Linked DNA regions of Homo sapiens: region 1 is linked to region 2. A link is a loop called in an ENCODE intact Hi-C map of the cell type or tissue named here. Cell type or tissue: ascending aorta. All regions are shown on one strand. Each heading gives the region's core, and the rest is flanking DNA. Links, peaks and the distances in the headings are about the cores only.

Region 1 (14,675 bases), core at 931-5,930, 83 kb after region 2:
AAGGGGCTGGGGGAACCCATGAGATACTAGGAGGATAAGGAGCACATGGTGTGTCCTGGAAGATCTGGGGTCCTCACCTCTAGGTCTGCAGTATCCATCCCAGCTCTATTGTAATACTTGAGAAAATCCTAAGACAGAGAGAAGAAATGCTCAGGGAGGTCACGAGGACACCCTTAGAAGCTCTCACATCCTCCCCTGAGGACACCAGTGAGGGCCCTCAGGAAGTCTGGGGGAGCCCTAAGAACCCTGGGGAGATGAATGAGGAAACAGCTGTGCCAGCCAGCTGTGCCCCCAGGAAAAAGGGGGTCCTGACCTTGAGCAGCAGCTGGTATTTCATGATCCGCTGCACAGGTTTGATGAGGAGGTCGTTCAGCTGCAGGCGGTGCCCCAGCTGCTGCCGGAGCTCCTGGGGACAGGGACAGGGTGGTTATGCAGCCTGGAAAGCCCCAGTTCTGTCCTCCTTCCCACCAAGACATCTCAGCTACTGACCTCAAAGTAGCTGTCCCCAAACTCTGACACCACATGCTCTGACTTGGGCTTATTCTGACAGTACACCACATACATATGCAGCCGGCGCTCCTAACAGGGGTAATGTTTAAGAGAGAGCAGGGTGGGCAAGGAGGGAGGACGCATCTCCAGAGAATCCCAGCCCATTCCTAAGCCCCGCCCCAGGCCCTGCCCCCTCAAGCCTCACGTGTTTGATGAATAGCTGAGCCAGCCAATCAGGATCTTTCAGACACCGTTGTAGCTCTTGCAAGAAATAGCTGGAGGGGTTGGTAGAGAAGCAGCAGGTCAAATACATTTCACAACCCCCACCTCGCCCACTCCCAGCAGTTTCGAGCTGTCTGCCCTGGTAGTGTGCCCTACAAAACTTCTCCAAACATTCCTTAAGTCGCAATGGGCTGATGTTAGGATACAGGACAACCAGATGAGGGCCCCTCTCCAGCACCTAGCTGTCAGAGTTCCACCACTCACTCTCGGTGCCACTCATAGATTTGCTGGATATTCCCAAACACAATCCTGTCACGGCCTCGAAGACTCTCGGGGACCCCCTGAGCAGCCATGGTGGCCATATAACCCTGTGGGAAAGTTGAGGTTGGGTCATGAGCATGTGGTGGCCCTCTCCCCACCTTAATGGTGCTCCTGTACACAAATCCAGGGTGTGTTCCACCTCCCCCTCCCTGGTGGGAGCCGCCCTGCCCCCAGAGTAGGAAGGTCCAGGAGTGGGGAGGCTTGAGAGGTGGGACAGAGGAGCGCCCAGGCACCTCCTGAAAATAGCCCTGGGCAGATGGAAAAGCAGGCAGGAGGGGCTGGGAAGGGGTAAAGGGAGCTACCTCCACAATCTGCCCCAAGTCGTCCACGTACATTTTCTCTGTTTCTACCAGTTCACTCAGGACATACCTAGGATGAAAGCAGGAGGAGGCCCCCACTTCAGCGTCGGAGCTCATCCTTGGTTCAGCCCGTTCCTCCCTCCTCCCCTTTATCATCATAGCCAACCTTGGAGGAAATTCCATCTAAAATGTGAGGGACAGTCTTCTGGAAGTTGTGCAACTGCAGGGAAGGGCTGTGGACACTTACATACTCCTTTCCAGAGCCTTCTTCTTCTGTTCCTCCTCACTCTCAGGGGCTTGGGACAAAGTCTCCTCTTCAGGTGGCTGGAAGGAAAGAACATCCTAGGGTGAGCAAACGAATGCCCCTTGAGTGAAAGGAGCCTCCCCAGAGCCTGTCCTCACACCTGCGTCTTATCTCCAGGGCCCTCCAACAGTGTGGTCAGCAAGGTCAGTTCCGGCAGCTCCTCTCCTGTGGCTAGAGCTGGCTCCAACATCCAGTTCTGGGGGCCAGAAATCAAGTGTCAGAGGTCGGGGACAGTAGCTGGGTGGCCCCAACTTGCCCTCTCTGCCAGTGTCCTTCATAGATGTCCCACATGCTTTGGTGCCGTTCCCTGCTCACCTCATATGGTCCTGCCTGACCACTGTCTGCCTCAGTTTCCACACTGAGACAATGTTTGGAATGATCCAACCATCTCCTCAGGCCACTGACGGGCCCTGGGGGGCCTGGGGAACAGGGGCCAGAGCTGAGGCCAGAGCTGGGGCCAGAGGGGGCAGCCAGACCGGAGGCAGCAGAAGCCGATATACTCCCCTCACTGCCCGCAATGGAATAGGATTCTAATGGGAGGAAAAAGAGAGGAGGTGATAGACCTTGCCCCAGCTCCAGACTCAGGGTCCCCAGGGAACTCCCAGGGTCTTCTCTTCATGATGCTCAGCCTCTCTCTCCAAGGGCTCACTCTCTTGCCATCCTCATTTGAGTTGGCCAGGATAGAAAATTTCACCAGGGCACCCCTGGGAGAAAGCACAGTAAGGTAAACGCCTGGCTCTCCAGGCCTGGAACCCCCAGTTACATGTGGAGGTTCCCCATATCCTGAGCATAGCATAGATATGGGGGTGGGGGCAGCCATCTGGGCAGACATTGGAAGCTGGGGGTGGCCATCTGCTCTCCTACAACCCTCCCTCTTTCAATGGGTACAGACCATTCTCTGGGAAGAGGGGAGGATGAGCTGGGTCCATCTGCCACTCCCAGTCCCCTCCTCCACCAATTGCAGTAATCACTATAAAAAGAAAAGACTTCTGCAGCCCACCTCCCCAACACATGCGTAGACCCAATAGAGGAGGCCAGTGAGGAGGGTCCATCAGGGTTATCGTTGGCCTGTGCTCAGCGACAGAGAGCTGTGATTCCTTATAAAGCCCCTTGTAGAACCACCTCATTCTCATTCCTCCATTCTCCTGTCCCTCTTCAGAAGTAGATTCTTAGCAAAAGGTTTGAGGAAAATAATCGGTTCTAGGCCTAAGGGGATTGTGGGTGGGTTTTTCTCAAACCCATTTGACAAAGGGAAAGAGATGAGTTCCCTGCCCCTTCCCCTATTTCCTTAACTTGAACTAACAGAAATTTGGAGGCAGAAGGGACCTTAGGGATCACTTAAGAAACCACTTTCCTGGAAAACACATACAGTCTCCAACCCTAAATCCCAAGGGCCAGGGCAAACAGATGCCCTGAACCCCCAGCCCGCCCCCCACTCAACACTGGACCCTCTCGACCTGGCACTCACCACGTCCCCCCCGGGCGAAGCAGCAGCCGCATTTTGCCAGCACTTTTCGGATCACACGGGGACAGGCACAGCGACCCCCTTTGTGCCCCCCCCGCATGGCGCCCGGGCCCCCCCGCGCCCCCCACCCGGGCCGGCCATGCAGGGGGAATCACGGGGGGCGGGGCGGGGACGGCGCCGGGCGCACACCCCCCCTCCCTCCTACCCCGGTCCAGGCTGTGGGAGGGGGGGAGGGAGGGGACCGGGAGGAGGTGTCCAGGGGTAGGCGGAAGTCTAGTCTTGAGGAGGGCTGGGGGCTCTAGAGAGAGAGAGGCGCGGGGCCCGGCCGCCGGGCTGGGCGGGGAGGGTTTCCGGAACCCTGTCGGTGCGGGGGCCTAGGGTCCAGATGTCCAGTGGAAGGGGGAGGGATGGTAGGGGAGGCTGGGCCGGGATGCGGCAGCCGCTCCAGCTGTCTCCGGCCTCTGGTTAGGGGTGGCTCTAGGCCCGGGCCGGGGAGGAGGCGAGGGCCGACCCCCGAGCCACTGGCGCTGTGCGGGTCCCAGCGGAGCGGAGAGCTGAATAACAGGCCTGGCCGCGGGGCCGCCACGAGGCGGGGCCTCTGCGGCCCAGCTCCGCCCTCTCCATCGCGTTCCCCCTCCTGCCTGCGCCGGGTTCCCGCCCCGATCGCCCCTCCCCCAGACACCACCACGTTCCCACTCCACGTCCCCAGCGCTTTTTCCCCTCCCCAGCCCGTGCTCCCCTGCCCCGGGGTCCCCCTCCCTCTCGCATCCCGGGCTCTGCGGAGCGCTGGGGTCGGGGTTCAGCCTGTCTGCAGGGTCTGCCCAGGTCTCCCCTTGGCCTCTGCGATGAAGGAGGACTCAGTGGATGGGGCCTTGGCCTGTGCGAAGATGTTCTGGGTTTGGGGCTGTCCCCGGCCGAGTGGACAGAGGCCCCCTGGTACGGGGTGCGTGTATGGGGAGTCTTTTGTGGGTGAACACAACCCAGATGCCGCCCTCTCTCAGGACCCTTCTTTCCTCCAGGCCCCGGGACTCCAGCTAAGACTAATCGCCAATTAAGGCGAAGTCCTGGAGCCCGGGCTGGCGAGGGGCCAGGGGTGGGGCGCGGGGACACTCTGCCTGCGAGGGCTCGGGATCGACTGGGATGGGGGACACACATTGGACTCGAAGGCAAGAAGAGTGGAGGTCTCTGCGATTAAATGGGTCTCATGCAAATTAGATGCGAACTTTATGCTAATAAGAATAGAATATTTTTGAATTCGCCACTTGGCGCAGGATAGCAAACTGTGCCCCACCCCACCCCCAGCTTCTTACCGGGCTGCAGAGCCCCGGCGAGGACCTCATGTTCGCGATCCCTTCTGTGATCTCCCTCCGTACGTTCAGACTCTGGCTCGGTACCCACCAACCCTAGAGGGCTTCTCCTTGGGGGCTGCGGGGACAGAACCACTGTAAGGAACCTGCCCTCCTAGGCAGCCCTGACCTCCCCCTTCCCCTTCTCCTACCTGTCAAAACCCACATTGTTATAAAAGGCTCGCCCAGAACGGGGCTATGGCCCTCGTAATAGAATTCATGTATTCCTGCGACTGCCCCGCAGAACTCGTTTTCGGATAAGTTGAGTTGTGGGTGCAGCCCTCCTGAAGGCCCCGAAAGACCCCCGACCCCACCGCGAGCCCCCATTCTTACCCCCTCCTGCCCAGGGAGGGCGCATGCGCGCAGCATGCCCCCCATGACCCCCAGTATCCGGTCAGTGCGGCCAGGGGCGGGGCGGTCCGGGGGCTTCATACTGAACCCCCACCCTGCTCCAAGTTTCAGGGTCGAGGGGGCACTGAAGCTGGGGGGCTTTGAGGCCTGCGCGCGTCCGGGGAGTTGCTGCTGCGGAATCCGCCCCCTGCCCGGCTCCGCCCCCACTCCCACCCCAGCCAAACTTCGCAGAGTGGCTAGGGTTGTTTTCTCTACAACCATAGTTGAACAACAAAAAAACACCCTCTTAATACTAATTCCAACATCGAAGTGACCCAGGGTTTCTCAGTGTTACTACAGAGCCCGCTGGTGCATCCCGTTTCCCCAGGTCCTCAGGAGGCAGAGGGACTGGGAGTGCACGCAGGGATCACCCCATCATCCCCTCTCCCCTTTCCAGCAGGTCCCTCTCCCCACCCCACCCCCACCCAGTCCCTGGAAAAGAACGGGTGTGGCATAAAGAGTTGCATATTTTACTTTATTTTTATTAAATTAAAAGCTACAGTCTGGCAGCGATTCCAGAACAGGGTAAGGAGGTTCCTCACAGGGGTCAGAGAAGAGCGGAGAAAGACAGACTGACGGAGACTGAGACACAGGAGAGAAAGGACAAGGTTAAGGGAGAACTGTATCTGATGAACACACACAGCCGGCTCCATGGCGGGTGACGGGGAGCTCACATCAGCCCAATTTCTCCTCCCCGGCACCCGAAGTTCAGCGGTGGAGCAGTATGTGGGGGCGGTTAGGAATCAAGAGACCCTCCCTTCCCCACCCTAGGTCCTTTCTCGGCTTGGTCGTGGAGCACAGCACATACCAGAAAAAGCCAAGGGCAATGGAGGGGCAGGGAAACCGGGAGTATATGTACACGGGGAGGGGAGAACAGAGCCTTGGAGGTCGGCCTCTGCCAGAAGGGAGTGGCTCACACTGCATTGAAACACTTGGCCAGTGGGGGATGGGGGAAGGGATTGCCCCCTCCCTCTCGGAACTCCCTTCCCAGTCAGACAGGTCCCCTACAGGTGTGGTGTGGGGGGCAGGGGGCAGAGAGGAGAAAGAGGCTTCTGCTGGGTCCTAGTAGAGGCAGACAGCAGGGGCCTTGGCAAAGGCGATGTCCTTCAGTCATCTGTGATACCCTTCGCTCTCAGCTCCTCTTGCACCCGGGTCAGGTAGGTGGGGTCTGGGTACCCAAACCTGGGAGCAAAGAGAAATGAGGGTGAGGGTTGTTAGCTGTTTGAACTTGCTATTATCCCCATGCTCACCCTCATTCTAGGTGGCTCAGACACCTCCCCACCTCCCCTAAGGGAGGACACCTCCAAATCCAAGATAATTTAGCCCAGTTCTGCTTATTTTTGTAGGCTAAGCTGGGCACACCAGGACCAGGTTGAATGTAGGAGAAACTGAGATGGCTGAACAGTTTGGAAGTGGTTCTCTCCAGTTAGGAGGCTCCGTGAGCGAGGGGTTGGTGGGTCCCTCAGTGGAAATGGAACAAAGGGGAGGAGCCAAGGGAAAGGAAATGAAGAGGGGTCGCACAGCTGGGGTCCCCCTGTGCAGCTGGTCTTGTGGTGGATGTCGTTCCAGGTGATGACATTCGGTCTCCCTGTGGTCATGGACGTGCCGATAGTGAAGGTGAGACGCTGGTCAAACGCCTTGCGGAACAGGGTCAGCACCTTGTTGCCCTCAGGGCAGTCCGGGAGGTAGGCCACCCGTGTGGTGCCAGGATACCGAACTCCTGGGTTTGGGTGTTCAGCCTGGGAGGAAGGTGAAGCAGAGTGGGCAGTGAGCAGCCAGGCATCCTAAGGCCCAGATGCCAGAGGAGGGTCATCCAGGCTAGTCTCTGTCTGAGCACCCCCAGCTAATGCGAACGGGGCAGCAACAGGCTGACAGCTTTCCACAGAAGGAGAGATTATACGGCCTCGGCAGCAAGAGCCTGTTTCAGAGCATAATCCTTATGTGTTAAGAGATTTTTTCTGCTGTCTCAATCCCTCAAGTCTCCATTCAGCAACAAATGGATTCTCAGAAGTGATGGAAGTTAGCTGGTCCCTACACTCCAGACAACTCAGCAAAAATGTGAAGACAGAATAATCTATCTTTCAGCCTTCCCTTCACCTGAAAATACTCCTAATGTTTCTGCCACTGTCTAACTTGTTCCATTTTCCATCACTCTTCTGTGCAGCTTCTTCACCCCTCTGCAGCCAGAATTGCACATTACTCTTTGTCCAGCAGGAAGACACCTATAGGCCTTGACTACTCCTGTTTTTACAGAGTGATGCTCCTGGCTCTGTTGGGTTGGTCAGATCCCTTCCTATTGTGCCTCCCTTCCCCTAAGCCACCACCTCCACAGAATTTACCTCTGCCAAGATGTCAGCACAGTATTTGTGTTCATCAAGGAAATAATATGCAATTCCTTCCTCTCATATCTGATTTGCTTTTTTTTTTCCTAGCTCATATCTGATTTTCACGTGTGCCTTGGGATCACAGGGATGGAAAGGCTGGGCCTCACGGGGACCTCCTAGGTCCAGGGCACTGAGTAGGAGGGCACAGTGGAAGACAGCAAGACTGTCTCACATCTAACAAGCACACTCACCCTCACCCGGTTTTCCTAGGTCAGAGCTTGGGGAAAGCCAAAGGGTAAGGGCAGGCCATGGTCTTCTTACCCCCTGGACACCGGGCGGGAAGACGTACTGGATGACAATGGTGCCGTACTTCTCATAGCTGGGCAGTAGGAGGGTGGCGTCCTTAGAGACCAGCATCCGCCCATTCTGGGGCTGGTTGCCCACCAGCTGCCCATAGAAGCGGCCGCACATGGGGCAGGCCTTTTTCACCTGCAGAGCCCGGGTGATGCAGCCCTCGCAGAATGAATGCCGGCACTTCTCCAATGTCTTGGCATTCTGGATCTCCCCCAGACAGATGGGGCAGGTGCTCTCCTGCTCTTCTGCCTCCTCCCGAAGGCGAGGAGGAAGAGGTGGGGGCAGGGGGGGAGGAGGAGGGGGGAGCCCCCGAGCTCCTGGGGGCAGAAGTGGGGCTGCTCGGAGAGGGGGTGGGCCTGCGCGGTGCATCTCAGGGTGCTCCCCTCCACCCCCCAGAGCCAGGCAGCCCATCAGCTCCCCCTGCCTCTGAGCTTTCTTCAGCTCTTTCTCTGCCTCTTTTAGCAGCCCCTTGAGAGCCTTCCGGGCTAGGTAGAGCCCATTTGGAGGGGCCGGGGGAGGACCCTGTGGGGAAAGCTGGAGAACATAGATGTCAGAAGTCTCGCCATCTATGAGGATGGACACACGGTGCTCCTCCCGAAGCCGGGCCAGCCGGGCTGGGGTCTCTTTGCTCAGGAAGTCCCACACGGGCTTGGACACAGTCACTTTGTTCTTGCAGGTGCCTCCACAGGCTGCCATTCTGGACAGGACGAACGACACTGCCCCCAGGGTGAAAGGGACTCAGGGTGGGGGGTCCCCATTTGACAAGTATCAGTGCCTCCTACTTCAGGTTCCTTCCAAACCCTCTATTACCTCTGTTTTCTCAAAGCCTAATCCCCAACCCTTCACCCAAATTCATATTCTGTCTCCCCTTATCTTCCAAACCCAAAACCCACTGAAGAGCAAAAAAGTTTCCAGAGCTATATTATCATCTAAGCCAAGTATCAGTCTTGTTTCTCCTGTCATTTCTCCCAGATCATAGAAACAACTTGCCCCTCCCACCTCTTGGGGAAAAATGGGCTGTTTAAAGGGGAGGGAGACTCTTTGCCCCTCCTTTTTGCTTACTTTGATCCTGAAGAGCTTAGAATTGGCATGCAGGCTCACTCTTCTTTCCCTGCTCCCTACTTGTAGGTCGTGTGACCTGGTAGGGCGGAAAAATGGAAGGAAAGTGAGAAACCCCTTCTCCCAATTCCCATGGCCCCCAACCCAGCAGCCCATGGAACAGAGACAGAAACCTGGGTATAGGTTACTAAGAATGGCATTACTTGGAACATGGAATGAAGGAAACCAGTTTAAGGGTGAAAATTGAGGATCCCTTGCGGGGGAGATACCTGGAAAGCCCATGGAAGATGATGGCAGCAGAAATCCTTCTATTTCCACTCAGCTGACCAGGACTGGGAGTGGGGGAAGGGTAAAAAGTTATGATGGCAAATGTTACCATTCCCCTCAGCCAACCCAGAAATAAAAACTCCCCTTCCATCTCCTCTCTTCTCTGCAGAATTCCATTATCAGCTTCTCCCCAAGTTGCTCAAGAAGGAACTTCAACATGCTAACCTTCCTCCTTTCTTCCCCAGCTCTGAGGCCCCCAAGAAAGCCTAGGGCACACATAAGAGAAGTCAGGAAAGAAAACGCCCACACAGGTGGAGGTCTTCTTGCCACCTCCCTCAGATCACATGGACCGGAATATTTCCTATGCTCCCCAACTCCTCGCCTGCTCCACATTGCCAAATAATTCAGCCCCTATTGCCAGGGAGCCTTCCTTGAGAGCTAACTCAGTCCCTTCTGCTGAAGTCTGTTAAGGATGTGAACAAAGTGGCAGCAGCCCCTGCAATAACAAAGTTCTCATTGTCACCTTTTAAACCCAGCACAGGCAGTGCTGTCTGTCAGCTCCCAAGTCTGGCATTTAGGGAGGGGCGGGGCTCACACAAGGGCTCAGCTGGAGGGGCCTGATGTTTTCCCTGAGTCTGGTCGCATTGGGCTACGGGGCTGTCTCCACAACACTTCCAAATGCAGCTCAAACAGAAAGAAGGGCCATTAGTGTGACCTCCATTTATTGACTGATCCAAGAAGGAGCAGCTGTCCCTTCATGCCTCCATCATCGTCCCCCAAGGCCAGATGCACCTCGAGATTCATAAGTGAAAATGGAACCCTAGAGTCTCAGCCCATACAGTCTATCCGCGATGCAACACTTCTCTCCCCATCACGGGGGACCCAGGACCTAGGTGTCCTAGGTCCAAGTCCTGCTGGCACAGAAAAGGGAGGCGGGGCCCCAGTTTAGGGTGGGTCTGTGATTCCTCTGTGGCAACCCAGGCCGGACAAGGAACCAGTCTCTCCCTCCAGACAGAGGCCAGAGGGAGGCACAGCCCGGATGGGCAAGGGTCCCTGGGGGCATCCACTGAAGCAGCTCCCGCCCTCCCCCCACGGCCTCCTCCAAGACCCGACCCGGAACCAACTCCCCACATCCCTCAGTAGCCAAAGCCCCCGGATCCCCACCGCCGGGTGGGGGTGCATGTCGGCCCGATCGCAGCCCTCAGAACCCCCGAATGGAGGCCAAGGCTGGAGGGTGCTAGAAAGATGATCGGCCGGGCACGGAGCGGGGAGCCCGGAGCCGCGCGCGGGGAGGGGAGGTGGAGGAGGGGGCGCCGGGGGAGCGGGGGGCGCGTGAGGGGTGCGAGCGGGGCCCGGGGGGCGCGCGGTGGGTGTGGGGGGCGCCGGGCTCACCTACCTCTCGTCAGCGCCGCCATTGCCGGTCACATGACTGAGGCTGTTGCTGGGATGACGGTCCGGGCCTTAGCAACAAGGAGGGGGAGACCCCGAAAGGTGGGGGATTGCAGGGGGTGCAGGCTGAGGAAAAGGGAAGGAGGGAGGACAGCACCCCCTTTCCCCTCACAGGTGATAATCACCGTTCCTTTGACCCCCTTCTATCCGCAAGCCCCTGCCCTTCCTCCCCAAAACAAAAATGGAGGCGCTGTCCCAGTCTTTGGAGGGAGGGGGTGGCGTCATGGAACTGAGGGTAGGAGGTTAAATCCCTGGAGACGCCACCCTACTCGCTCCCCGCTCCCGGCGGAGCACTCTCCCTTTTCTTTCCCAGCCAGCTGCGTAGCAGCTCCCAGGAGCTGGTGGTGGATGGGTGGGTGAAGTGTTGGTGGGTATATGGGGATTCGGGGGGAGGGCGGCAATTTTTTGAATCCTTATGGTAGAAGGGCCTTTGAGGAACAATGTGGGATGGGAAGAGTCATAGTAAAAAGAAAAGCATTGGCTCTAAAAAATAAACAAATCCGGGTACTAAACTATTTCAATCCCCTCCCTCATCTCCTGCCTCTTTCTAGATTGTTACCTCCTATGACCCCCACAACCTGCTCTCAGATGATCATTGGTCAGTGCCTCTGATTTTTCTTTCCACAAACAGGGATATGGAGGCTGGTGCAGAATGGGAAGCGAATACATTTTTTAAAAAGTGGCTCGAGGTGGTGGTGGTGTCAAGTGTATGGTTCAAATAGAGTTAAAAACTCTCAAAGAAGAAAAAAAAAAAGCTCTGCTCTGCTTCCCACATCAAGCAGTCTCCGCCCAATCCAACTCACTTCCCTGGGGCCACATCAAGCCAGGTTTTTCCACCAGCCAAAAGACTTCCTCAGCCAAGACAGGCAGGAATCTCCCAAACTGGCAACAACCTCTATTCATCCACCCCTTTTTCACTCCCCCCTCTAGACTGGAGGGCTAGTCACTTTCTTCACTTTCCCAGGACCCTGCTGTACTCTTCCTTCCCTCCAGGAAGAGGACAGCTTTCCCAGGAAGCCTGGGGGAATACTAGATTCCTTTTCTTTTAGCTGGTGGGCTGAGAGGCCTACTCACCTTTACAAAGATGGAGTGTTAGCAAGCCCAGAACTCTGGGAAGAGGAAGGGTCCCATCACCCTACTCTTCCCTGGCCCTCACTACCGCTGACCTCCCACAAGGTTAAAGACTAAGTTTTCCATTCCCGTGCACACCCTTCACAGCCTTTTTAAAAAAGTTCACAGCCATCTGTCTAGAAACCCACATCCTTAGTTAGGGGCCCAACACCTTGAACACCAGAATTCTTCAGCTGGTCTCTGCACCCTTAAACACAGGCTCCCTGAGAGAAGTGAAATTTAAAAAAAAAAAAAAAAAGGCATTTCTGTACAGAAATTTGGATTGAATAATTTATTCCCTGTATTATTATAGTAACAGGAGCAAATACATAAATTTTTATTAATAAAACAAAAAAGATGAAAAACAGAAGCAACAAATGAAGACATCCATACTGCCCATAACACATCAGCCATATGATCAGAAAACCCATTTCTAAAGAGCAATGGTTGCTGGTGTCACAGAGTTTTATTGCATTCATCGGGGGAAAGGGAGATGGTTGGAATGAAAAAGATCCATCAGTCTTCTGACAGGAAGATGTTATATGGGGGCTCCAACCCCTAACTGGGTACTCCTCTTGCTACCACCTTTGGAGCAGAAGATGAAGGGGAGAGGGAGCTTCTCCCTATGGCCTCATGGCTTCTTGTGAGACAGATCAGTCCAGCCAGATACAGAGCAAAGCAGCTTTGCATCACCACAGGCCAGTTGCTGATGCCCAGCTTTATGTCTAAAAAAAAAAAAAGTGGAAGCCTCAAGGGGGATGGAGGATAGCAAGAAGAATGGGTGCCTTGGCCCCAGAGGCATTGTAGGGAGAGGAAGACAATGTATCTCATCAGGGTTCTCAACATTATGAGATTATCACACATCAACTATCTTTGGAGGGGCTGAGTGATTGAGTTATGGCTCTGACTCCTCTCTGGGGGTGGAGAGTGAAGATGACAAAGAAGGCCATCTGTCCCCTAGGAGACACAGTTGCAGTATAAGACAGGACAGAAGAGAACAGAAAAACAAATCCAACTGGAAAAAGGGGTGGGAGAAGGAAGTGTGCTAGGTACACACATCCAGGGAGTAGGGGAAGTTCCCACACTTGAGGCCTCCATCCTCTTGAAATGACCAGAATTGATCCAAGTAGAGATATTCCTTTCTTCTGGAAATAAACCTTGGGGATGGCTAGGCAGGATGAAAGGAAACTTTACATGGAGAATGAATCCTACACCCTGGCCCATCATTCCAGCCTCCAAAACTGGCCACACACCCACTGAAGGGTTCCAGTCCCAGGAGAGGTGTGAGGTTCTGGTGAAGAGCAGCAATAGTCAAACATCTTCCCCCAGGCTTGAATGCTTTTGGCCATCTCTGGGTTGCTGTGCCCAGATGTAGAGATGGGTGGAGATGGAATTGAGGTAAGGGAAGAGATTACTCAATCTATGACAGAGACCCAATCCAATTCTCTGCATAATCATGAGTCCTCTTAGGTCCCACCTCTGTGAGGTGCCAGGCTGCTGACCCACTCTCTACCCCACCTGTGTAGGAATGGCCATATTCCATCGTGTGTGTGCATGCCTGCACCCACATCTGTAGTATCTTGAGTGTCATCCATCCTAGGGCCCACCAGGAGGGAAGCATGCCATAGTGAGTTTTATAAAGTTATCAGCAAAATTCAGACACTTTTAGTTCATCCCACACAGCAAAGTGCATCCAGAGTAGTTGCTTGAGCCAGGTCCATCTGTCCAGTCAGGTCCTGAAGAAGGCAAACAACCCCCTTCCCCTAGCTCCTATATCATAGAAACAACAGGAGATATTACAAAGATCAAGGCACTTGGGAGAGAGTCAACAATAACATTCTAATACTACAAGCAGACTTCTCATGGGGAGGAAGAGAGGGAAGAAAAATGGGCAAAGAGGAAAAAGGACAATGTATTTCTGAGGGTCAGAAAGAGCCTACTCGACAGGATGGAGTTATCTGGATGGAAGGAGCCTGCAGCCTGAATTTAGCAAAGGAAGAAGAGAACTGGTGGCTAGAATATCCCCACAATTCCCCCAAGTGTCTCAGAACCCCACCACCTTGAACATCAGAGAGAACCAGGCAGTCTCTTAGGCAAAGATGTTGGTAATAAAATCCAGGAATCGCTTAGCATACTGCTCCGGATGGACAGTAGAGATCTCTGCCCCAGCCTGTGAGAGGAGATACGGAACAATATGTCAGGCCACCCTAGCACCCGTCCCCATCACCCCCACCCAATCTACCCCAGACCACCTCCATTCTTTTGCCACCCCATTGCTCTGGCACAAGAGACTCTATTCCCAAAGAATAGTCAAGACAGGAAAGGAAAGGCTTTTGCGAACTCTCACCCCATGCTTGACAGTTTTGGCTGCATGAGCTGCTTTCTTCTTAGCATCATACTGTGTAAGGATATCAATGAGGCCCATGAAGTAGACCTCCTTCTGGGGGGCTCCTGGGAGAGAGACCAACAATTCAGAGTAGGTTTAGTTCCAATTCCCTTTCTCCAGGAAGCAGTCAGTTTTGTTCTGAAAAGCTAATCAGGCTCTCCCCCAGCACTCTGGTCTCTGTCCTCCAGGAAAAATCCCCTCTCCACCCTTAAATTGTCCCGGTTCTCTCACCTTCAGCACTCCGGATGGCATAGACATCAATGAAGGACTCAAACTCTCCTGGGCCCAGGGGCCGATGGGAATGGATGTAGCCTCCGATACCCTCTGGGGAGGTGCCATAGGAGCCCACCAGAGCAGGAGGTCCAGTCAGGCTGCAGTCCCCATCCACCTCTGACTCATCCTCCCGCACGGGCGCTTCCTCCTCTGGTTCAGAGCCCCGAATGATGTCGTGGATGCCTAGCAGAAGGCTGTAGTCCATGATCTTCAGCTGCACTAGAAACTGAGACCCACTGACAAATCAGACACCTCTCTCTCACTCTTCACTGCTAGGTATCACCCCTGTACCTGTACCTTTGAATTTCTGGGGCCCTTCTGGGGAAAGGAAGTATAAAAATTGAGGTTGCAGGGCATACCACTGCCTTTAGTGCCTATATGTCCTAGTATCTAAGATCATCCTTTTAGCTTATTCCAGCCACCCCTTCCACGGGTCAGCTCCAGGGGTTTTTCATGTCTCATACTAAACCCCCATATAGGCAGAGGACCTGAAGAATAAAGGGAAGGGGAGGAGCTCCCTCATACCGTGAATGAAAGAGACAACTACCCTCTAGGGAGCAAAAAAAGGAAAGCCATTTCCCAGAGCACCCAATCATCACCTCCACATCTCTCTTCAG
Region 2 (14,675 bases), core at 6,037-11,036:
GTGGAGAAACTGGAACCCTGTGCACTGCTACTAGGAATGTAAAATGATGCAACTGCTATGGAAAACAGTTTGGCAGTTCCTCAAAAAACTAAACCTAGAATTACCATAAGGCACATTCTACTCCTAGGTACAGACCCAAAAGAATTGAAAACAGGACTCAAACAGATACTTGTACACCAATGTTCATCGCAGCATTATTCACAGTAACCAAAAGATGAAAACCTATTTGTCCATCCATTGATAAATAGGTAAACAAAATGTATATACAGACAATGGAACATGATTAAGCCATAAAAAGAAATAAAATTCTGATATATGCTACAACATGGATGAACCTTGAAAACACCATGCTAAGTGAAATAAGCCAGACACAAAAGGACAAATCTTGTATGATTTCACTCATGTGAAGTACCTAGAACAGGAAACTCATACAGACAGAAAGTAGAACAGAGTCTGGGAGAGGGAGAAATAGGAGTTATTTTTGTTTGGGATGATGAAAAAAGTTTTGGAAATAGTAGTGATGGTGATAGAACACTGAATGTTTCCACTGAATTGTACACTTAAAGACTGTTAGAATGATAACTTTTAGGTTATATATTTTTTCAATCATTAAAAAAATTGAGGGCCAGGCATGGTGGCTCACACCTGTAATCCCAGCACTTTGGGAGGCCAAGGTGGACGGATCACAATGTAAGGAGTTCAAGACCAGCCTGGCCAACATGGTGAAACCCCGTCTCCACTAAAAATACAAAAATTAGCTGGGCATGGTGGCAGGCGCCTGTAGTCCCAGCTACTCAGGAGGCTGAGGCAGGACAATCGCTTGATCCTGGGAGGCGGAGGTTGCAGTGAGCCAAGATCACGCCATTGCACTCCAGCCTGGGCAACAAGAGTGAAACTCTATCTCAAAAAACAAAACAAAACAAAACAAACAAAAAATTGAATTCACCAATAACATACACTCCTGTAACCCAGTGATTCTACTTTCTAGGTATTTCCCTGGAGAAATTCTTGTACACTCACAATAAGACCTACATTGCAGCACTGTGTATAAGGGCATTAGAGTTGAAACCCAACTGTTTATCAACAGAGGAATGGGTAAGTAAGCAATGAAACACAATACAGACATTAAAATCACTCAACCAGGCCAGGCACGGTGGCTCACACCTGTAATCCCAGCACTTTGGGAGGCCAAGGTGGGTGGATCACTTGAGGTCAGGAGTTCAAGACCAGCCTGGCCAACATGGTGAAACCCCTTCCCTACTAAAAATATAAAAATTAACTGGGCGTGGTGGTGGGCACCTATAGTCCCAGCTACTCAGGAGGCTGAGGCAGCAGAATCGCTTGAACCCAGGAGGCCGAGGTTGCAGTGAGCCTAGATTGCACTACTGTATTCCAGCCTGGGTGACAGAGCGAGACTCTGTCTCAAAAAAAAAAAAAAAAAAAAAAAAAAAAAAATCACTCAACCAGAGTTCCATGTCATGCCATTGAATGGCAAACACACTGATCAGTGAAAAAAACAAGTTGATACTCCTGATGTATAATTTTAAAACACAAAACACTATCTATTGTCTGTAATATATATATCAGTAATAAAAATACAAAACAAACATAGTGAGGGTTGTGGTTGTTTCTGGCGGGAGGGAGAGTGACTAAATATGAAGGTGGGCTTTAGCTATTAGCACAAGCATTTTATTCCTTTTTTTAAACCAGAGATCTGAAACAAATCAGGCAAAACATTAACATCTGTTTAACTTGGCAGTGAATTTATGGGTCTCTATGACATTTTTTTTTGTATAATTGTATGTTTTATAACTTAAAAAAATCTTTGATATCTCTAGAATCTTACTTTATAAGAATTGAGTTGGTCTACTACCCTAGACCTTCCTTTAGAGGCAAATTGCTCTCCCAGGGTTCTGCATCCCAGCCCTGTCCGCATTTTTTTCTCACTTTTTCTACTGTACCTTGATCTCCCTCTCCTCCTTTCCGCTAACATCCACCCAACAGCCTTCAACATGTTCTAGTCTGTTGCATCTTAAAACACACACCAATAAATAGGAATTTATTTAATTCCATATAGCTAACCAGTTGTTCCCTAGCCCCACAGAGACTGCACTTTAAACAACATGCACGCTGTTCCTATTGAGGAGGCATCAGGCCAGCAACACATCACAGTGCCTGCCCTGGAGTAGGGGCTTTACCTGATCACCTAGGCAAGTGGCATAAGAACTGAAAACTAGAAGCAACCAGACAGGAATGGCCTCAACTTTCTGCCACCAAAACCTCCAGACTCACTAGCAAATACACCATTCCAGTTACGACCCTAGACCTTCCTTTTGAGGCAAATTGCTCTCCCAGGGTTCTGCATCCCATCCCTGTCCACATTCTTTTCACATTCTCTCTACTGTACCTTGACTTCCCTCTCCTCCTCTCCACTAACATTCACCCAAGTCTTCAACATGTTCTAGTCTGTTCCATCTTAAAACACACACCAACCACAGAATGCCCCCTCTCTCAACCCCCCAGCACCTCTCACTAATGCTTACCTTTTATCTCCCTTTCATATCCAAACTTCTTCAAAGATTTCCAGTTTCTTTTTCTTTTTTTCTTTTCTTTTTTTTCTTTTTTGAGACAGTCTCACTCTGTCACCCAGGCTGGAGTGCAATGGTGCGATATCAGCTCACTGCGACCTCCGCCTCCCGGGTTCAAGCAATTCTCCTGCCTCAGCCTCCCGAGTAGCTGGGATTACAGGCGCCCACCACCACACCCGGCTAATTTTGTATTTTTAGTAGACATGGGGTTTCACCATATTGGCCAGGCTGTTCTTGAACTCCTGACCTCAAGTGATTTGCCTGCCTTGGCCTCCCAAAGTGCTGGGATTATAGGCATGAGCCACCGCGCCCAGCAGAGTTCCACTTTTTCACCACTTTTCTCAACACCTCATCTTCACAACTCTGCTCAAATTGCCCCAGCAAAGATCACCAATGATCTCTATCATTAAGTCCAACCAAAGGACTGGTCAGGGGTGCCTGGAAGTAGAGAATTTATACTTTCCATCTGGCTCTCTTCTCTACTGTCTGAATTTTTTATTTCCATGTACATGTTTTGCCTTTATTAAAATAATAATGACTATGATTGCCTATAAGCAGTTTTTAATCCTCCTCTTCCTTGAAGGTTCAGGCACAGCCAACACCATGGACCAATTTCCCCTTCAAATGTGTCCTTCCTCGTTTCCATGTCACCATAGCCTCCTCTCTGGCCCTTTCTTCTGGCAAAACCCTCTTCTTCCCATGCTCTTAGTGATGGCTTCCTTGAAGTTCCATCCCACTTTTCTCATTAGATACTGTTTTCTTTGGGGGATTTCATCCATACCTTGGCTTCAGTTATGGCTGATACAAGGACAACTCCCCACCTCTGGGTTCAATTCAGATCTCTCTGCTGAACTCCAGACCCAGAGATCCACAGCCCCCTTGGAAATCTCTACTTGAATGCCTAGCAGCCACTAAAATCATATTCAAAGCCAAACTCACCATTTTCCTTCACCATACCTACTCCTCTTCTCATTATACCTATCTCAGGAACACGAATCACCCTCTATCTAACTGCACAAGCCAAAAGCCTGGAAATCATTCTTGACTCCTTCTTACTCTGTTGATTTTACCCCCTAAATCTGTCTCTAAATATTCACATTTCTTCATCCCCAGGCCACTTTTATTTCACACCTGGATTACCACAGCTGCCTAAGTGAGCTCTCAATCTTTGCTATACTCCAGCTAGAGTGGGCCTTCAATTCCAAACCTGAATATGTCATCATTCTGCTTCAAATACCTCATTGCCTCCCCTAACCATTGTCTCTTGGATTGTCTAAATTCCTCATCATAGCTACAGAGCCCTTCATGACCTGTCCCCTACCAACCACCCAGACTCATCTCCTACACTCCTCTTCCCATGATTATCCCCTCAGTCCCTGTGAGTATCTGTCAGTTCCTGGGATAGGCCATTGCCTCTTGTCTCCAGGCCTTTTGCACTTAGCGCACCTTCCATTTGGAATGCCCTCTCATTCCCCCCACCATCCTCTCCATCTGCTAGTCTAACTCCTCATCCTCCAATGTCAGTTCAAAGGTCACTTTTCCCAAGAGGCCTCCTTTTCACCCTGGACTCTGTCCCGACTGTGTGCTCCCCTGCGGGCTGCACTTCACTGCTCATGGCATTTATCCTGCTTGTTGTGGCTGTTCATTTAACATATCTCCTGAGAGCAGGACTAGGTCTCATCCACCTTTTTGTTCCTAGTTTCTATTAGTGCTTGGCACAGGGCATATGTTCACCAGATATGAGGAAGCTATGCAGTCTTGACCTCAGTTCTTGGCCTACTGAAGATACAAACACCCAAACGAATAACTAGAATACAATGAAGTGCTATAACGGATTATATACGTGTGTGGATGCTTGTATTATTAAGTGGTGAAGGAACACAACTAACTAATTTTCTGGGTTAATCAAGAAAGGTGATATTAGAACTGGCTTGTCAGTCATTTCATTCATTCAATGAATAATTTCTAGGTACCTATTTGAGTGAAGCACTGTTCCAGGAGCTGTGGATACATAAGAAAACAAGATAGACATCATCCCTGCCTTCCCAGAGCTTATCTTAGTGAGGGAAGACAGAATTAAACAAATACAATAATTTCAAGTAATGATACATGCTTTGAAGAATGCAAAACACTGTGGATGCTTACCAGGACAGGAGCAATAGGGTGTGTGTGTGTGTGTGTGTGTGTGTGTGTGTGTGTGTGTGTATGTGTGTGTGTGTGTTTGCTTATGTTAGGTTCCGTGTGTGTGTGTGTGTGTGTGTGTGTGTTTGCTTATGTTAGGTTCCCTGGGAGTTGTCACTTGAATATAACCTGAATGAGGGGATGGGGCCAATCATTTAAAGATCTGCAGGAGACTGCACCAGGCAGAGGGAACAATGAGACCCACTGGTTCGAAGGACAGAAAAAGGCCAGTGTGGCAGAAATACAATGAGTACTTATATCTCTATCCCAGACCTTGTCCCTGAATTCCAGAACCACAGAGCCAACTGTCAACTGGACATCACCACTAGGATGTCTAAAGGCACCTCAACCTTCAATATCCAAAACCAACCTAATTTCCTCCCCTAAACCTGTTCCTTCACACTTCAGTAAATTACAATTCCATCATTCCAGTTGCTCAAGCCAAAAATCTTGAAGTAATCCATGATTCTATCCCACATCCAAACCATCAACAAATCTCATTGGCTCTACCTTCAAAATATATCCAGAATCCAACTACTTCCCATCACCTCCACTGCCACCACCCTGGTCTGTGCTGAAACATTTGGCTCTTAGCCTTTGTGCAAGGCAGAAACATTGAAGGTTTTTCAGGACTGAACAGAGAAGTGATGCAGACTTACAGGTGTGTTGGAGCCAACTGGTAAGTTTTGGAGAATGTTGCAAGACAGTTGACATCATTTGACTTGCGCATCATGGGAGTATTTATACCACAGGCATTGGCAAACATTACAGATCAGGGCTTCCCTCCCACACCCATAGAGATCTGGGGGTCCAACACTTACCAGCACACAACTGCAGGTACAAATCTGCATTATGGAAAGATAACTCTGGCAGGTGTCATGTAATTCTTTACAGGTGTGTATATTTGTGAATACATGAGAATCACCCAAGGAACTTTTTGCATTCTATATTTGCCTGCCTCCACTCAGCTAAGGACCACTAGATGAGAAGCACTTGTAAAGAAGCTGTTTGCAGGGATGCAGGCGAGAGTGAAGGTACCGACCACAAGAAAGCATAGGAGAGTTTTGAGAGATATCTAGTGCTGGGATTACAGGCGTGAGCCACCGTGCCCGGCCTGGAAATAATGTGGGTTTTTTTTTTTCTTTTCTTTTTTGAGACAGAGTCTCACTCTGTCACCCAGGTTGGAGCACAGTGGCACGACCTCGGCTCACTGCAACGTCCGCCTCCCAGGTTCAAGCAATTCTCCTGTCTCAGCCTCCCGAGTAGCTGGGCCTATAGGCACCCGCTACCACGCCCGGCTAATTTTTGTATTTTTAGTAGAGATGGGGTTTCACCATATTGGTCAGGCTGGTCTTGAACTCCTGACCTCAGGTGATCTGCCCGCCTCGGCCTCCCAAAGTGCTGGGATTACAGGCATAAGCCACTGCGCCCGGCTGGAAATATGTTTTAAACTTTGGATTTAGGGTCTGGGAGGGGACCCCCCCCGCCCCCGCCCCGACTATAAGATGCAACCCTCTTCCCTTAGAATCTGAACTGTCCCTGTGGGAGTGTCAACTTCCCTCTCTCAAGACTCACCCGAACCTCGGCCTCCCGGGGCCTCCCATTAAGGTCGCACTTGGACCCATTGCCATAGGTCTGGCTGTGGTAGCGTTTAAGACGATGCTGCTTGGAGGCCTGGAGAAGACATGAGGCAGGAATGGGGGACATGAGAAAGATAGCAAAGAGGAAGGATGGCACTGCGTCCCCAAAGAGACAAAAGAATGGCCTGTGCCCCCAGGCCCCAGGAAACTTTGTCCTAATGGCCACCAAGCCCCAAGAAACAGATCAGCTAATCTTGACCCTCCCCTTCTTGTCAGGGCTCTCAGCCGGTGGCCAGAACCCTTTCTTCCTGAATCCCACACTCTTGCCACCTTGGCTGTTTCATCATCCCAGTCGAAGGCTGATTGGTAGTAGCCGAGATAGAGGACTTCACCTTTGATCTCTGAATCTGCAAGGGAAGCCACAGTGAAGCACTGTTACTCTTAAGAGGAGGAGGAGGAGGAGGGAACTGGGGAACTTCCATGATATGACACTAAGGGCTTAAGGAAAATATAGGAGTGAGTTACCTTCCATGTGGTATTGCTGGATGTGGCGTCCATAACAGAATTCATATGTCCACCAGTCCTTTGTCTGACAATTAAAAAATAAACAATCAGGGGGATGGAGTGCAGACATCTTTTCTTGGAACCAGAGTCTCCTGGCTCCAAGACACATAACCTCTCATCTACTTACACACTCAATTCTCTTCCCTTCACTTCCACTCTCAATTCTCCAGACTTTCAGTAAGGAGGGAGGGCTGCTTTCCTTCTGTGACTTGGAGAGATATCTCTAAAGTCTGTTTTCCACTTGTGGTCTTTCCATTCCTCCCTTTTAAAAGATTTTTTAAATCCTTATTTGCCCTCCATAAAGATAAGAAATTATGGTATCCCTGAAGCAATTATATTAGGGAAACATAGAAGAACCCAAAATTAAATATTAATTGAACTTCTTGAACATTCCTGGCACTGTTCTGGCCACTGGGAATACAACTGTGAACAAGATTAATTCTTTGACCTCATGGAGTTTACACTCTAATGCGGGGAATCAGACCGAAAATAAACAAACTGATTCAGTAAATATGATTTCAGATCATGAAAAGTGCTACGATGAAAATAAAACAGGATACTGGAGCAGAGTGATAGGGCAGGGGGTGACTTTAGCAAGTAGGCTTAAGGAAGTACTCCTCCTACCCCACGCAGACCCTCAATCTTGCTTTAGCCCTTTTCTGAGATCTTCTATCCTAACCTGCTCCTACGTTCAGCAAAGTGTCATCAGTGGTTGCAGGATTCTTTGCTTCTTTCCTGTCCGTGTAATCTGTCTACTCCTCCAGTGGTCTTCTTAACCACTACAGGTCCCCTAGATCCTGCCTCATTCAGTGGACTCCAGTTCTTGGATGAACTGCTAGTTTCCAAGCCCTCATTCTATCTAACCCAGTCCCTTTCACCTTCAGCAAGCAGGGAGCATCTCTCATTGGGCTCAACAACTCAGGGATCCCAGGCCCTTGGTAAGCAGGTGTTTCCTCCTCCCTTTCACGCTGGAAGTGAATAGCTCCAGCTGGCAGGCGACACTCATAGCGCTGTTTGTACTTAGAGGAGACAATCACCACGTCCGAAGATTGGCTCTGGGAAAGAAGGGAGGGTCGGGGGGCAAGGAAGCAAAGAAAGGCTGGGATCAGGGAGAACAACGAAATCCCTCTTCAAACCCTGGGGAAGAGATCAGTCGAAGACAGAATAAGCCATAAGCCCTCCAGCTGTATTTAGTGGGTGAGAGGAGAGGGCGCTCCCATTTCTCCACGGGGGCGGAGTCCGGGTGTTTCGATCATAAACTGAGACCTGAAGGTTGACAGCGGGAAGCCCCACCTCTCCCAATTCCTGGCCCCCAGAGAATTGGTCTCAGTCTGCGACCCCCAGGGGTCACCGTAAAAGCAATACCTACTCTTCCCGATTCCCCGTAGGCTCCAGCCCCAGACTCCGGAGCTGCCCTTCTTCCTCTATCTCTTACCCGCTTCCTCTTCTGCCCAGACCCTCGCCCCTTATACGCCTCTCACCTGCCCTCCCATGACAGGCAACGGCAGGATCTCGATCCCATAACGCATCTCACTCAGCTCCTCCAGGTTCAGGCTCCCGACACCGCCGGTCAGACTTGCGGGTAACAGGAGTCCCAGAAGCAGCAGTCCTAACAAACTGGACAGCAGCGTTTCCGCCGCCATCTTTCGTTCCCCTTCTTATGCAGAGAATCTGTTTCCGCCCTAAGCCAGGCAGCGGCCTCAACACGCCCATCGGCGCCACATGATTTTATTGGCTGTACGTTCTATCCCTCCCACGTACCCTATTCCTATTTGTAAACGTGGCTCCAAGGTCCTGGGGAGGTGGATCACGACGATTAGAAATATCAATCGCTGTCCGTGATTGGTCAGAGACCAGCCAATCATCGACAAGATCAAACCCCTCCTCGTTCCCCAATTTCAGAGGCGTGGTCTATGCGCTTGGTCCTTTTAAGTTTGCCCTCTGTCTTCGCCCAGCTGTCATGCGCATCTCATTGCTTTTTCAGACGTCTCTTGCATTATATCCTGCCCACCGCCGGGCGGAGTATTGAGGCAGATAGGTAGCGTGCGCAGTGCCGGTGAAAGTTATTAAATGCTTGTTGCAAAACAAACAATTATTATACGGACGCTTACCTCTTTTCATATATACATATTGCTTTGAGGCAATCAGAAAATTTGTGTCAAAACCTTCCTATACGATCCTGCAGTTGACCTCCAGTAAAATGACCTCCAGTAAAAATCCTAGAGAAATAATGCGGGCAGCCAGACGTGGTGGCACGCACCTGTGGTATCAGCTACTCCGGAGGCTGAGGCAGGAGGATCTCCTGAGCCCAGGAGTTCAAGTGCAGCCTGCGCAACACAGCGAAACCCCGTCTCAAATAAGTACGTACATACATACATACATACATACATACATACATACATACATACATGCATACATGGGCTTCCAGTTAAGGTGAAATTATGTATTACTCTCCAGGCCGTAAGAAAGGGAAAGGAGACAACAACAGCAACATTTTGGAAGCTGGAAATCAAACAGAAGAATGTTAACTGGTTTAGCAAACTTGAGAATATTTATTACGAAACAAAGGTAAACAAGAGGCTGATTATACCTTTGGAAAACCCTCTCTGGGGAATCTCACCAGCCAAAACGAAAAATCCCAAAGATACCCTTATCAGAGTTCTCTTAATGATATAGATAACTAGAATGAATTCCACATGTAACACTTTGGCCTACGTGCCCCAGCCCTCATTCCACTTTCCAATCAGCTTTTTAGTGTTCTTACTCTTCAAAATAAATAGCCAGAGATCATTAGACATTTAAGGAAGGACTTTAATATACAAGTAAGAAACAAACAAGAAGGGAAAAGCAAATGAGAGGAAACATAAATTGCAAGGGAGGGGAAAAAACACTAAAAATAAAAAATTTAAAAATAGGCCGGGCACGGTGGCTTACGCCTGTAATCCCAAAACTGTGGGAGTCCGAGACGGGCGGATCACTTGAGGTCAGGAGCTCAAGACCAGCCTGGCTAACGTGGTGAAACCCCGTATCTACTAAAAATACGAAAATTAGCTGGGCATGGTGGCACGCGCCTATAGTTCCAGCTACTCAGGAGGCTGAGGCAGAAGAATTGATTGAACCTGGGAGGCGGAAGTTGCAGTGAGCTGAGATTGCGGCACTGCATTCCAGCCTGGGCCACAGAGCTAGACTCCGTCTGAAACAACAAAGCATTTAAAAATAATCCATCATCAGACTTCTCAAAGAGATATTATAGAGCATTCATAAAATAACAACAGGAAACTACTTGAGAGTAACTACTATTCGGATAAGCAAAAAGAGCTCTTGGAAACTAAAACCATGTTACAGAAATAAAAATTCTATAAAAAGGCTGGGGGATAAAGTTGAAGAAGATCAAATTTGTTCTGCTTTAGGAGAAAACATAAAAATAAAGGATCAGTCCAGAAGGTCTGGACTAAATAAGAGTTCTAAATTAGAGTTCCAGAAAGAGAACAGAGAATCAGAAGAGATCATCAAAAAAACTATTTAAAAGGACTATCCCAAACTGAAGAACAGTCTCCAAATTGAACAGGCACCCTAAGTATCCAGAACAACAAATCAAACCCACACCAAGACACATCATTATAGAATCTCAGAGTACTGGACACAGAGAAAAAAATTCTAAAAGCTTCCAGAGAGAAAGAACAAGTTGCATATACAGACAAAAAAAATCAGAACATGTGACTTCATGTTGTTGCTTTGTTAATACATTTTTTAAAAATCAGTATAACATTAGGATTAAGAATCAGAACACCATTGCTACCCAAAGCAATCTATAGATTCAATGCAATCCCTATCAAAATACCAATGACATTCTTAACAGAAATAGAAAAAACAACCCTAAGAGACCTAGAATGGAACCACAAAAGACCTAGAATAGCCAAAGCTATCCTGAGCAAAAAGAACAAAACTGGAGGAATCACATTACCTGACTTCAAATTATACTGCAGAGCTATAATAATCAAAACAGCATGGTACTGGCATAAAAACAGACACAGACCAATGGAATGGAATCCAGAATCCAGAAACAAATCCATATATCTGTATTGAACTCATTTTTGACAAAGGTGCCAAGAACAGACACTGGGGGAAAGACAGTTTCTTCAATAAATGATACAGGGAAAACTGGATATCCCTATGCAGAAGAATAAAACTTGACCCCTATCTCTTACCATATATAAAAATCAAATCAAAATGGCTTAAAGACTTAAATCTGGCTGGGCGCAATGGCTCATGCCTGTAATCCCAGCACTTTGGGAGGCCGAGGTGGGTGGATCACGAGGTCAGGAGATTGAGACCATCCTGGCTAACACGGTGAAACCCTGTCGCTACTAAAAATACAAAACATTAGCCAGGTGTGGTGGCAGGCACCTGTAGTCCCAGCTATCCGGGAGGCTGAGGCAGGAGAATGGCATGAACCTGGGAGGCCGAGCTTGCAGTGAGCCGAGATCGCGCCACTGCACTCCAGCCTGGGTGACAGAGCGAGACTCTGTCTCAAAAAAAAAAAAAAAAAAAAAAAAAAAAAAAAGACTTAAATCTATGACCTGAAACTATTAAACTACTACAAGAAAACATTGAGGAGCCTCTCCAGGACATTGGCCTGGGCAAAATTTCTTGAGATACCCCACAAGCACAGGTAACCAAAGCAAAAATGGACAAACAGGATCACATCAAGTTAAAAAGCTTCTGCACAGCAAAGAAAACAACAAAGTGAAGAGACAAGCCACAGAATGGGAGAAAATATTTGCAAACTACTTGTCTGACAAGGGAGTAATAACCAGAATATATAAGGAGCACAAACAAAAGAAAAAAAAATCTAATAATCTGATTTAAAAATGGGCAAAAGATCTGAATAGACATTTCTCAAAAGAAGACATACAAATGGCAAACAAGTGTATGAAAAGGTACTCAACATAATTGATCATCAGAGAAATGCAAATCAAAACTACAATGAGATATCATCTTACCCCAGTTTAAATGGCTTTTATCCAAAAGACAGGCAATAACAAATGTTGGAGAGGATGTGGAGAAAATGGAACCCTCGTACACTGTTGGTGTGAATGTAAATTAGTACAACCACTATGGAGAACAGTTTGGAATTTCTTCAAAAAACTAAAAATAGAGCTACCATACAATCCAGCAATCCCACTGATGGGTATATACCCAAAAGAAAGGAAATCAGTATATCGAAATGATATCTGTACTCCCATTTTTGTTGCAGCACCATTCACAATAGCTAAAATTTGGAAGCAAACTAAGTGTCCATCAACAGATGGATTTAAAAAAATGTAGTACGTATACACATAGGAGTACTTACTATTCAGCCATGAAAAAGAATGAGATCCTGTAACTCGCAACAACGTGGATGAAACTGGAGGTCATTATGTCATATGAAATAAGCCAGGCACAGAAAGACAAACTTAGCATGTTCTCACTTATTTGTGAGAGCTAAAAACCAAAGCAGTTGAACTCACGGAGATAGAGAGTAGAAGGATGGTTACCAAAGGCTGGGAAGAGTAGTGTGGGGTTGAGGAGAAGTGGGGATGGCTAATGGGTATAAAACATAGAAATAATGAAAAAGACCTAGTATGTGATAGCATAACAGGGTGACTATAGTCAATAATAATTTAATTGTACATTTTAAAATAACTAAAAGGGTATAATCGGATTGTTTGTAACACAAAGGATAAATTCTTGAGGGGATGGATACTCCATTTTTCATGATGTGATTATTACTTATTGCATGTCTGTATCAGAGTATCTCATGTACCCCATAAATATATACATATATACACCACTGTGTGCCCACACAAAAATAAAATTTTTAATTGTATTTAATTGATTCCTTATCAGAACAGCATTGGGCTTACAAACTCATCAACATTGGGAGGAATGAGTGTGGTGGCTCACTCCTCTAATCCCAGCACTTTGGGAGGCCAAGATGGGAGGATCACTTGAGCCCAAGAGTTTGAGACCAGCCAGGGCAACATAGGGAGACTGCATCTTTACAAAAAAAAATTTAAAAAAAATAGTAGGGCATGGTAGCGAGTGCCTGTGATCCCAGCTTCTTGGGAGGCTGAGGTGGGAGTATTGCTTGAGCCCAGGAGGTCAAGGCTGCAGTCAGCCATGATCACGCCACTGCACACCAGCCTGGGTGACAGAGTGAGACCCTGTCTCTTAAAAAAGAAAAAATACATTGGGAGCTAGAAAATAATATAAAATATCTTCAAATTTTTTAGGGAAATTATTTCCAACCTATAATTCTATGTTCCACCAAACTATAATGTTTTTTGATTCAACATTATTTTTGTATAAATTTGTGGAATGCAAGTGCAATTTTGTTAGATGCATAGATTGTGCAGTGGTGAAGTCAGGGCTTTTAGGGTATCCATTACCCAAACAATATGCATTGTACCCATTAAGTAATTTCTCATCATCCAGCCCCCTCAAACTCCATCATCCTTCTGAGTCTCCATTGTCTATTATTCCACACTCTATGTCCATGTGTACACATTGTTTAGCTCCCACTTATAAGTGAGAACATGCAACATTTGTCTTTCTGTTTCTGACTTGTTTCACTTAAGATAATGGTCTCCCATTCCATCCATGTTTATGCAAAAGACAGATTTCATTCTTTTTTATGGCTGAATAGTATTTCATTGTATATATAGACCACATTTTCTTTAACCAGTCGTCCATTGATATACACTTAGGTTGATTCCATATCTTTGCTATTGTGAATAGTATTGCAGTAAACGTACAAATGCCAGTATCTTTTTGATGTAGTAATTTCTTTTCCTTGGGTAGATACCCAGTAATGGGATTGTGGAATCAAGTGGTAGTTTTATTTTTTAGTTCTTTGAGAAATCTCCATACTGTTTTCCATAGAAGTTGTACTAATTTACATTCCCACCAACAGTGTTTAAGTGTTCTCTTTTCTTCATGTCCTCACCAACATCTGTTATTTTTTGACTTTTCAGTAATAGCCATTCTGACTGTTGTAAGACGGTGTCTCATTGTGGTTTTAATTTGCATTTCTCTGATGATTAGTGATGTTGAGCATTTTTTCATATGTTTCTTGGCCATTTGTATGTATTTTTGGAAAAAAATGTCTATTCATATCCTTTGCTCACTTTTAATGGGGTTATCTGAGATTTTTGTCGAATTTTAGTTCCTTTTATATTCTGATATTAGACCCTTGTTGGATGTGTATTTTGCAAATAGTTTCTCCCATTCTGCACGTTGTCTGTTCATTCTGTTGACTATTTCTTTTACTAGTCAGAAGCTTTGTAGTTTAATTAAGTCCCACTTGCCTATTTTTGTTTTTTGTTGCCTGTGCTTTTGAGGTCTTAGTTATGAATTATTTTGCTAAGCCAATGTCCAGAAGAGTTTTCCCTAGGTTTTTGGCTGGTATTTTTATAGTTTCACATCTTACATTTAAGTCTTTAGTCCACCTTGAGTTGATTTTCGCATGTAGTAAAAGATAGGGGTCCAGTTTCGTTCTTCTGCACATGGCAATCCAATTTCCCCAGCACTGTTTATACCATTTGTTGAAAAGGATATTCTTTCCCTTGTGTGTGTGCCTGTGTGTATTTATTGATTTTTTGAGACAGGGTCTCGCATTGTCGCCCAGGCTAGAGTGCAGTGGCACAATCATGGCTCACTGCAGCTTTGACTTCCTGGGCTCAAGCTATTCCCCCACCTCAGTCTCCCGAGTAGCTGGGAC

The links. A loop is a pair of places that touch in the nucleus more often than their neighbours do. Peaks named below come from ENCODE experiments on the same cell type or tissue, not always from the same donor. Only the 100,000 strongest peaks of a DNase experiment are listed, where the experiment ranks them.
Region 1: a loop joins it to region 2, with 2.2 times the contacts of the local background. A loop is called at or near these places in 2 of 110 quality-filtered maps.

The regions. Positions count from the first base shown.
Region 1 is chr12:57,600,420-57,615,094 of GRCh38, reverse strand. It overlaps DTX3 (deltex E3 ubiquitin ligase 3), which reads right to left and starts at 10,271. Exons shown (of 7, transcript NM_178502.4): 1 at 10,237-10,271; 2 at 9,364-9,524; 3 at 8,843-8,905; 4 at 8,577-8,652; 5 at 7,482-8,230; 6 at 6,358-6,575; 7 at 5,293-6,018. The coding sequence starts at 8,577. The coding sequence ends at 5,943. ARHGEF25 (Rho guanine nucleotide exchange factor 25) reads right to left here and starts at 3,660. Exons shown (of 15, transcript NM_182947.4): 1 at 3,104-3,660; 2 at 1,951-2,165; 3 at 1,736-1,831; 4 at 1,579-1,655; 5 at 1,335-1,401; 6 at 976-1,079; 7 at 695-764; 8 at 490-579; 9 at 314-406; 10 at 78-128. The coding sequence starts at 3,200. It overlaps PIP4K2C (phosphatidylinositol-5-phosphate 4-kinase type 2 gamma), which reads right to left. Exons shown (of 10, transcript NM_024779.5): 7 at 14,658-14,675; 8 at 14,017-14,284; 9 at 13,747-13,850; 10 at 11,677-13,569. The coding sequence ends at 13,489. RefSeq lists a silencer at 3,248-3,767 and enhancers at 9,877-10,389, 10,390-10,901. In ascending aorta, for the core only: no CTCF peak of the experiment used is centred there; DNase peaks (open chromatin) are centred at 3,684 and 4,134; H3K4me3 peaks cover 4,013 bases; H3K27ac peaks cover 4,229 bases.
Region 2 is chr12:57,688,043-57,702,717 of GRCh38, reverse strand. OS9 (OS9 endoplasmic reticulum lectin) reads right to left here and starts at 8,586. Exons shown (of 15, transcript NM_006812.4): 1 at 8,395-8,586; 2 at 7,792-7,968; 3 at 6,875-6,938; 4 at 6,680-6,756; 5 at 6,345-6,443. The coding sequence starts at 8,556. RefSeq lists enhancers at 8,346-8,395, 8,383-8,957. In ascending aorta, for the core only: a CTCF peak has its summit at 8,937; DNase peaks (open chromatin) are centred at 8,747 and 9,210; H3K4me3 peaks cover 2,132 bases; H3K27ac peaks cover 577 bases.